Linked DNA regions of Homo sapiens: region 1 is linked to region 2. A link is a loop called in an ENCODE intact Hi-C map of the cell type or tissue named here. Cell type or tissue: breast epithelium. All regions are shown on one strand. Region 1 overlaps JPH3 (junctophilin 3). Region 2 overlaps JPH3 (junctophilin 3).

Region 1 (5,000 bases), 69 kb before region 2:
TCACTTGGGAGCTTTGATGACTGACCCATGCCGGGGTCCATCCAAGACCACTGACACTGGAAACTTTAAGGCGGGGGTCTCAGCCTGAGTATCTGGTCACAGCAAGCAGGGCCTAGAGTTGCAGCTGTAGATAAGAGTTTTTCACACTCTGGGTCAAGTGGTTCATGAAATTAATATAGTACATTAAAATAGACTAGAGGCCGGGCGTGGTGGCTCATGCCTGTAATCCCAGCACTTTGGGAGGCCGAGGCGGGCGGAGGCCGAGGAGGTCAGGAGATTGAGACCATCCTGGCTAACACAGTGAAACCCCGTCTCTACTAAAAATACAAAAAAAATATTAGCTGGGCTTGGTGGCGGGCGGGCACCTGTAGTCCCAGCTACTCTGGAGGCTGAGGCAGGAGAATGGCATGAACCTGGGAGGCGGAGCTTGCAGTGAGCCAAGATAGCGCCCCTGCAGTCCGGCCTGGGTGAAAGAGTGAGACTCCGTCTCAAAAAAAATAAAGTAAAATAAAGTAGACTAGAAATTTTCCAAGCACAATACCTACGTTTCTTTCTTTCTCTTTTTTTTTTTTTTTTTTTGAGACAGAGTCTCACTCTGTCGCCTAGGCTGGAGTGCAGTGGCGCGATCTCGGCTCACTGCAAGCTCCGCCTGCCGGATTCACGCCATTCTCCTGCCTCAGCCTCCCGAGTAGCTGGGACTACAGGTACCCACCACCACGTCCGGCTAATTTTTTGTATTTTGTTTAGTAGAGACGGGGTTTCACCGTGTTAGCCAGGATGGTCTCGATCTCCTGACCTCGTGAACCGCCCGCCTCGGCCTCCCAAAGTGCTGGAATTACAGGTAGCGTGAACTCAGCTCACTGCAGCCTCTGCTTCCCGAGTTCAAGCCATTCTCCTGCCTCTGCCTCCCGAGTAGCTGGGATTACAGGTGCCCACGACCATGCCTGGCTAATTTTTGTATTTTTGGTAGAGACGGGGTTTCACCATGTTGGCCAGACTGGTCTTGAACTCTTGACCTCAAGTGATCCGCCCACCTCAGCCTCTCAAAGTGCTGGGATTACAGGTGTGAGCCACCTAGCCCAGCCTATTGTGTTGTTTTTGAATATATTTTTGATCTGCAGTTGGTTGAATTTGTGGACTTGGAACCTGAAGCTATAGAGGGCTGACTGTGTATGATAACCTAGAACTGCAAAGCCAGGGAATTCCTTTGAAAGAAAAACACTTTTTCTTTCTAAAACATCTATTTTGTTCCAAGTATTGTGCTGGGCATTTTATCATAGACGTTATATCTTACATTCCTTAAGATAATGCCTTGAGATAAGGCATTCCGCTCCCATTTAAAAGACAGGAAAGGTGAGGCTCACAGGGTCACACTCGCTGAGATCACAGCGCTGCAAACTTGTTTCTGGCCGCAGAATTGTTTCCGGCGCTCCGAGATGCCTTTCTTGATGGAGCCAGCATTCCAGGGGCCCACTTGCTTTACAGATGAGGAAACTGAGGCCCACCAAGGGAGGGGCCCTGCCCCAGGTCTCACAGTGAAGCAGGGGCAGAGAGGTTTCACTCCCAGCAATTTGTAAGCTTGGGGGACTGCCAGCGTGGTGTGGACACAGAGCTGCGTGACCCCTCCCAGGATAAAAGCAGGTCCCTGCAGATACGAGGAGCCGCGTGTCCCCTCCCAGGATAAAGGCAGGTCCCTGCACACAGGAGCTACACGTCCCCTCCCAGGATAAACACAGGTCCCTGTACACAGGAGGAGCTGTGCGTCCCCTCCAAGGATAAAGGCAGGTCCCTGTACACAGGAGGAGCTGTGCGTCCCCTCCAAGGATAAAGGCAGGTCCCTGTACACAGGAGGAGCTGTGCGTCCCCTCCAAGGATAAAGGCAGGTCCCTGTTCACAGGAGGAGCTGTGCGTCCCCTCCCAGGATAAGTGCTGGTCCCTGCACACACGAGGGTCCGCGCGTCCCCCGCAGGATAAACGCAGGTCCATGCACACAGGAGGAGCTGCGTGTCCTTTCCCAGGATAAAGGCAGGTCTCTGTACACGTGTGGAGCTGTCTGTTCCCTCCCAGGATAAACGCTGGTCCCTGCACACAAGGGGGTCTGCGCCTCCCCGTCCCAGGATAAAGGCAGGTCCCTGCACACGTGAGGAGCCGCGCGTCCCCTCCCGGGATAAACTCTGGTCCCTGCACACACGAGGAGCCGCGCGTCCCCTCCCGGGATAAACGCTGGTCCCTGCACACACGAGGAGCCGCGTGTCCTCTCCCAGGATAAACGCTGGTCCCTGCACACGTGAGGAGCTGTGCGTCCCTTCCCGGGATAAACGCTGGTCCCTGCACACACGAGGAGCCGCGCGTCCCCTCCCGGGATAAACGCTGGTCCCTGCACACACGAGGAGCCGCGCGTCCCCTCCCGGGATAAACGCTGGTCCCTGCACACACGAGGAGCCGCGCGTCCCCTCCCGGGATAAACGCTGGTCCCTGCACACACGAGGAGCCGCGCGTCCCCTCCCGGGATAAACGCTGGTCCCTGCACACGTGAGGAGCTGTGCGTCCCTTCCCAGAATAAAGGAAGGTCCCTGCACACATGAGGGTTGGTGGCTCTCCTGAGGGTTCACAGGTTCCCGGGGACCCATCCACAGATCCCCAGATAAGAACCTGTCCATCCTCCCCGGGGCCTAAGCGTGCCCAGATTGATCTCAGTTTGCCCAGTGAGTAGAAAAATAGGCCGGGATCAGCAGATTCCTATAGACCTGGTGGAGGCCTGGGCTGGAGTAGACCCAGGCAGAGTTGGTCTTTCACCTCGCCCCCTTCCGGAGGCCCCGTACCCTTGGGGTCAGCATCCAGGCAACATGGGATACCCAGAACCTTCTTTCTTGTCCTGAGCCCTTCTCTCCCAGCTCGGCATGGACTTGAGTGACAGCTGCTGTGTTTCTTTCCTGCCCAGTGAGTGGGGCCGGGCCCTGGAGCTTTCCCTGTTCATTTGTTTCGTCTCCTTGTGGGGAAAGCATGGCTCCCCCATTTTCCAGATGGGAAGCAGGCTCAGAGATGCAACAGAAGTGGGAAGTGATGGAGCAGGGACTCCATAGCTCCAGTCACGAGTCTCAAACTCTGTGCGCATCTGGGTCGCCTGACCCGGCCTCCCTGACCCGGGCTGCCCAGAAGGGAGCCCAGGAATGCCGGGGAGGGTCACACAGCCAGGGCCATTCAATGCAGGTGGTGCTGGGACCACGCCTTGAGAAGCTCCAGTCGCCTTCCCTCCTCTGCAATGAGGCATTGCTAGGGGGAGGCGAGTGGGGGAAGAGACCGGGTCTGTTGGGGTCAGCCCCGGGCACAGCACCCGACAGCAGAGGAGACCTCCGGAAATCATGGCTGGATGGGTCAATGAGTGGTCAATCAGGCGAGCTCTGAGCGACAGGAGGGGCCGGTGGTGTGGAGAGAGGGAAGAAGAGCCTGCAGGAGGGAGACGGTGCGTGCAGGGGCACCACGGCCAGAGCCTGCTTGGTGTTCAGAGAGCCCTGTGGCTGCCGCAGTTGGGAGAAGGGCACGGGGTCTGAGCACAGACAGCTTCCAGGCCCCAGGGTTGGGGGACTTTGAATTTTCTCCAGGGCCCGGGAACGACATTGTCTGATTTAAGCAGAACAGCAACGCAATCTGGTTTTGTGTGTGTGTGTGTGTGTGTGTGTGTGTGTGTGTGTGTGTGTGTGTATTTTTTTTTTTTTGAGACAGAGTCTTGTTCTATTGCCCAGGCGGGAGAGCAGTGGCGCGATCTCAGCTCACTACAGGCTCCACCTCCTGGGTTCACGCCGTTCTCCTGCCTCAGCCTCCCGAGTAGCTGGGACTACAGGCGCCCGCCACCACGCCTGGTTAAGTTTTTGTATTTTTTTTTTTTTTGTATTTTTAGTAAAGACAGGGTTTCACCGTGTTAGCCAGGATGGTCTTGATCTCCTGACCTCGTGATCCGCCCACCTCGGCCTTCCAAAGTGCTGGGATTACAGGTGTGAGCCACTGTGCCCAGCCAGGTTTTGTATTTTTGTAATTACACTTTTTATTTTGAGATCACCGTAGATTCCCAGGCAGTGGTGAGGAATAGATCAGAGATCCGGTGTCCCCCTCATGTGGTCTCTCCCGAGGTGGCATCCTGTGCAACTGATGACATGTCGGAACCGGATATTGACGTGGACACAGTCAGGATGGGGAGCACCCGCGCCCCGGGGTCCCTTGTGTTGCCCTTTTGTAGCCATACCCGCTGCCCTGGCAGCCTCTGAGCTGTTCTCCATTCCTTCAGTTTCGTCGTTTCCAAAATGCTCTGTAAACGGAAAAGTACAGTTCGTCATTTTGGGGCTGGCTTTCGTCACTCAGCCTCATTTGCTGGAGATTCTTAGGTGTTGCCTATATCAATAGTTCGTTCCAGGCTGGGCTCCGTGGCTCACGCCTGTAATCCCAGCACTTTGAGAGGCCTAGGCGGGTGGGTCACCTGAGGTCAGGAGTTCGAGACCAGCCTGGCCAACATGGTGAAACCCCGTCTTTACTAAAAATGTAAAATTAGCCGGGTGCGGTGGTGCGTACCTGTAATCACAGCTACTCGGAGGCTGAGGCAGGAGAATCACTTGAGCCTGGGAGGCGGAGGTTGCAGTGAGCCGAGATTGCGCCGTTGCACTCCAGCCTGGGTGACAGAGTGAGACTCTGTCTCAAAAAACAAACAAACAACAAACCAAAAAACCAAATAAAATAGTCCTTTCTTTCTTATTGCTGGGCGGTGTCCCACGGTGTGGATGGGCCGTTTGTTTAACCATCTGTCCCTTGAAGGGCATCTGGGGTGTCTCCAGCGTGGGATGTCGTGAATTTAAAAAGCTGCTGCCAACTCTCAGGTCCAGGTTTTCCTGTGCACAGATGTCTTCGCTTTCCCCCAGTGGATGCCAGGAGAGCTGGTGCTGGGCCGTGTGGAAGTTGTATGGCTGAGTTCACGTGGTCACTCTGGTGCTGGCAGGGCAGGGAAATGGGGG
Region 2 (5,000 bases):
GATTGTTCCGGAAGGTCAAGTGCATGTGGTCATAGTTCCAGAAGGTGTCCCCGGGGCAGGATATGTTTTCCTATTTTCCTTGGCTTCCGGGGAGCTTGGAGCCTGCTTTCCTTTGGGTCCTGGGCTGATTTTCGGGCAGGTGCTGGGATGCAGTGTCCTGGGTGCTGCAGCATGGCTGAGCCTCGGATTCTCTGTCCAGGGCTAGCTGTGTTCAGGCCGCGCATCTTTAGTTTTGGGGCATCGCAAATCCTCCTGGAATCTGATGAAAGCTGTGGACCCTCTGCTTGTGGCGGGGGGTCATGCAGAAAACTTTGAGTACAGTTTCAGGAGATGCACGGACCACCCAAGGGCCTGGAATCGGAGCCCCCACAAGACAGGGGGTGTGCTCTCTGGGCCAGCGTTTGGAGCACTCTCTGGCTCTTGGAGCCCTGGTGGGGCATTCCCAGCAGCTTGCTTCATTTCCTGGACACGTGTTCTTGGCTGTGGTTTATATTACTCTCTGTATGTAAATGTCATAGGTTTTTTTTCTTCTAGTAAAATTGTTCCTAGTTAGCACAGTGGAATCTTGAAACAAGAAAGCCATCTTTCATGAACAGTGTGTGGTTTCCAGGCTTAGCCCATGGAGTTGGAGTGACAGGTATGGCAGAGATGGGGGGTCAGGCTGCGTAGAAGGTGTTTGCGCCCCCTAGGTGCAGGTGTTAATCCTCACCACCAGGGCGATGGTGCTAGGATGTGGGGCCTTTGGGAGGTGATGGGGCTGAGGACTGAGCCTCATAGTGGGGATTAGTGCCCTGATGAAAGAGGCCTCAGAGAGCACCCTCGCTTCTTCTACCATGTGAGCACCCAGCAGGAAGGTGCTGTCCAGGACCCAGAAAGTGGGTCCTCTGCAGACACCAAATCTGCTGGCACCTTGATCTTGGACTTCCAGCCTCCGGAACTGGGGGAAAGCAATGTCTGCTATTGATGAGCCGCCCAAGCTGCGGTGCTTTGTTGCAGCCCCAACAGGCTAAGTCAGGAACCGTGAACAGGAGACCTCCCAGGGAGTCTGCTCGGAGGGGGGATTTGTCGTGGGGGAATTGGTCATTGTGCCTCAGTTTCCCCATTGTTGGGGAAGTGGTGCCCATGGCCACTGGCAGGCCCCCCCGGGGGCCAGCACACCAGGTAGGAAGAAATGCAAGCCCCAGGCTGCTGAGATGCACAGAGCCCCACATTCTGCCTTCGGGACGTCTGTCTAGTCCCTTGTCTTACAAAGGGTGGGCAGGTCCCCTGCAGGACTCAGCAGAGGGAGAGACACAGTCAGGGAGCGGCCAGAGGGGTGACGTGCCCGGCTGCCCACAGGTACAATGGCTCCTTCGTGTCACACATGGGTGTCGGCGTCATCTTTCGGCTGGGTGAGGGAACTGCCCAGCTGCCCAAGCCCTGGGTTCCCAAGTCAGAGTTGCTGGGATTACTGGGCAGGGAGGTGGTCCCGCAACCCACACCGGGGCAGTGGCAGGAAGCACAGACACACACAGCACAGCGGGCCGGCACCGCCGGGGTGGGTTGTCTGGGCTTGGACTCTTTCTGTGCACATGCTGATGTTTGTTGATAATAAGAACAGAAACATTTTCTTTTTTTTTTTTTGAGATGGAGTCTTGCTCTGTCACCCAGGCTGGAGTGCAATGGCGTGATCTCCGCTCACTGCAACTTCCGCCTCCCAGGTTCAAGCAATTCTCCTTCCTCAGCCTCCTGAGTAGCTGGGATTACAGGCACGTGCCACAACACCCGGCTAATTTTTGTAATTTTTAGTAGAGACGGAGTTTCACCATGTTGTGCAGGCTGGTCTTGAACTCCTGACCTCATGATCTGCCCGCCTCAGCCTCCCAAAGTGCTGGGATTACAGGCGTGAGCCACTGTGCCCAGCCCCTCCCCTTTTTTTTTTCCTTGAGACAGAGTCTTGCTCTATTACCCAAGCTGGAGTGCAGTGACGCGATCTCAGCTCACTGCAACCTCCACCTCCCAGATTCAAGCAATCCTCCTGCCTCAGTGTCCCGAGTAGCTGGGACCACAGATGCGTGCCATCACACCCAGCTAATTTTGTATTTTTGGCAGAGACAGGCTTTTGCCATGTTGCCCAGGCTGGTCGTGAACGCCTGAGCTCAAGCGATCTTCCTGCCTTGGCCTCCCAAAGTGCTGGGATTACAGGCGTGAGCCACCATGCCCTGCCCAGAGGTGTTTTCAAGCATGTCCTGTGCACTGGGCCTGGTTGGTTGATGCTCAGTGATGTTTATTGAATGAATGAATGAATGAACGAACAAGATCCAGAAGTCTGAGGGTAAACATGGGGTGCCAGCATCTTGTCTTAGCCCAGCCCGTTGTTGGGGGGTTGGCAGAGTACCTCAACCCAGACCCCTGTCACCTGTGCCCCCTGCCCCCCCTCACGCTCCTCCCTGTCTCCCCCAGGACCTCCCACTCTCGGGCAAAGGCCGAGGCAGCCCTCACAGCAGCTCAGAAAGCCCAGGAGGAGGCGCGGATCGCCAGGATCACTGCCAAAGAGTTCTCCCCTTCCTTCCAGCACCGGGAAAACGGTGAGTCTCGCCGGGCCTGATACTGGCATCGTGGGGAGGGGGTGCGTGGATGGCTGGGCAGTCCTGGCAGCAGATGTGTCCTCCAGAGCGGGTAGGCTTAGATGGGCTCAGCCCCAGCTGCTCCCCTGCCCGGTGTCTTCCTCTCCCGCCGAAGGTGCTTGTTTGTGCCAAGGCCTGGCCTGGCTCCCCGGGACACAGGACATGTGTCTTGGCAGGTCTCTCCCATTCCCACAGTCCTTGGGGCACCGCGTGTTGCTTGCCGGCTGTCCCTGACGGTGAATTCCCACCTGCCCAGCCTGTGCTGTCTGCTGCCCGCCCTCCCCCAGTGTTGTTCTAGAACCTTCTGGGATGATGGAACTATCTGCTGGGTCCAGCGTGGCAGCCATTAGCTGGGTGTGTCTGCGGTCCTGGCTCTTGACCTGCCTCTGATGTGAACTAACTTACCATTAAACACACCCAGTGGCTGCTGGGTTGGACAGCGTCACAAATGGCAGCTCCCGCTGTGCCCCTCGGAAAGAGCTGGAAGCTGCTGCCTGATTTAGGAACCTCGTCCTCCCTTCGAGGGGGGGATCATGGGTGATACGGCCCAGTGACAGTGGCGGGGGCGTGGAGGGTGTGGGGTGGGTGGCGGAGAGGCCGTGGCCAGCTGCCTCCCATCTCCTACCTCATCTTGGAGGAAGCTTCCTCTGCACCAGGAGGCCCCAGAGAATGGGGTTAGGAGCGCGCCCCCTCAACCCGAGCTCTGACCGGTGAGCGGTATTCGGATGAGGCTCTGCGCGCTGGAGGTCCGCACCTGACACCACAGCCCTGAACTTGCTCGCAACGCCTGCCACTCTGGCCACCAGGACAGGATGAGGAGCCCAGCCTGGGGGCTGCGGGGCTGGGCGCTCCCCTGACTGGAACGCGAGACCACATCATCTCTAGAGGTGACCGTCCGCCACCACTCCAAGACCTTGCCTTCACTGGGCGAGTGCCGGGCCCTGCAGAGCCTGCAGCTGCAGCCTGGAGGTCAGGAGGACGAGCCCCCGCACCCCCACCGCCTTGGGCAGCTTCTATTCCACTGCGTCCCCTCCACTCTCCTGGCCCCTCCAGACACACGCACCCCAAAGTGTCCAAGTGGGAGGGCAATGGGCCACGTGCCCCTGTGGCCATTGGCATCCTCCATGGTCTCGCCCTCAGGCCCTGAGTTTCCTTCTCCCTGGGGCCCCTCCTTGCCTCGCCCACGACCAGCTGCCTGGGCTGGGAGGCGGTGGGGCGCACACTTGGGGGCACACGTGTAGCGTGCACGTGCATGTGGGGAGTGGGTGCAGTGCTGCGGGATGGACGAACGGAACAGGGATGCTGGAGAGGAAGCCAGTGCCGTCGGGGGCACCTGCCAGAACCCTGGCTGGGCCACTCCACGCAGAATGCACGTAGGACGGCATGGGATTCCACGTACCAACCCTGGCCCATGGTCGCCTCAGCTCCAGCCCTGCCTGCGACTCACATTCCACTGCCTGCGGCCTGTTTTGTTTCCTCTCAGAGCCTCAGTTCCATGTGTGAAAGGAAGGGGACCAGACAGGGAACATTGAAGCCTCCATCCTGTGCCAAATCCCCCAAGAGACGCATCCACCGGAAGCTCCCAACGTGACTTATTTGGGAGGAGGGTCTGTGCAGGTGTCATTATGGAACAGACTTTGAGACAAGATCAGCCTGGATTGGGGTGAGTCCTAGATCCACGCGGCGTCCTTAGAAGAGACAGAAGAGGAGGAGACAGGGGCGGATGGAGTGATGTCAGAGATCACTGGAGACTCCGTGGCTGGAGGGTGGCTGGAGCGGAGACCCTGGAAGGAAGCAGCACTCCCGACACCTGGATCACGGCTTCTAACTTCCAGAAACACGAGTTTGCCTTTTGGGTGTTTCTACCCCCACCCCCGCGTGGTGCTTTACTGCTCCAGTCCCAAGAAATGGGTGCAGGCTCCCCCACCCTGAGAATTCCAGTTAAGACTCTGGAGTCGGAGATGCTTCCTGGAGGGCTCAGTCCTGGAGTCAGAGGAGATGCTTCCTGGAGGGCTCAGTCCTGGAGTCAGAGATACTTCCTGGAGGGCTCAGTTCTGGATTCAGAGGAGATGCTTCCCAGAGGGCTCAGTCCTGGAGTCAGAGATGCTTCCTGGAGGGCTCAGTTCTGGATTCAGAGGAGATGCTTCCCAGAGGGCTCAGTCCTGGAGTCAGAGATGCTTCCTGGAGGGCTCAATCCTGGAGTCAGAGATGTTTCCCGGAGGGCTCAGTCCTGGAGTCAGAGATGCTTCCTCGAGGGCTCAGTCCTGGAGTCAGAGATGCTTCCTGGAGGGCTCAGTCCTGGACTTGGAGATACTTCCTGGAGGGCTCAGTCCTGGATTCAGAGGAGATGCTTCCCAGAGGGCTCAGTCCTGGAGTCAGAGATGCTTCCTGGAG

The links. Peaks named below come from ENCODE experiments on the same cell type or tissue, not always from the same donor. Only the 100,000 strongest peaks of a DNase experiment are listed, where the experiment ranks them.
Region 1: a loop joins it to region 2, with 14 times the contacts of the local background. A loop is called at or near these places in 2 of 110 quality-filtered maps.

Annotation. Positions count from the first base shown.
Region 1 is chr16:87,612,536-87,617,535 of GRCh38, forward strand. The region is part of intron 1 of JPH3 (junctophilin 3); the gene reads left to right. Among named protein-coding and RNA genes, the nearest start is that of JPH3, 13 kb to the left of the region's middle. RefSeq lists an enhancer at 1,861-2,361. In breast epithelium, no CTCF peak of the experiment used is centred here; no DNase peak of the experiment used is centred here; H3K27me3 peaks cover 1,453 bases.
Region 2 is chr16:87,681,700-87,686,699 of GRCh38, forward strand. It overlaps JPH3 (junctophilin 3), which reads left to right. Exons shown (of 5, transcript NM_020655.4): 3 at 2,443-2,567. Among named protein-coding and RNA genes, the nearest start is that of JPH3, 82 kb to the left of the region's middle. RefSeq lists enhancers at 3,067-3,651, 3,652-4,234. In breast epithelium, no CTCF peak of the experiment used is centred here; a DNase peak (open chromatin) is centred at 2,776; H3K27me3 peaks cover 4,092 bases.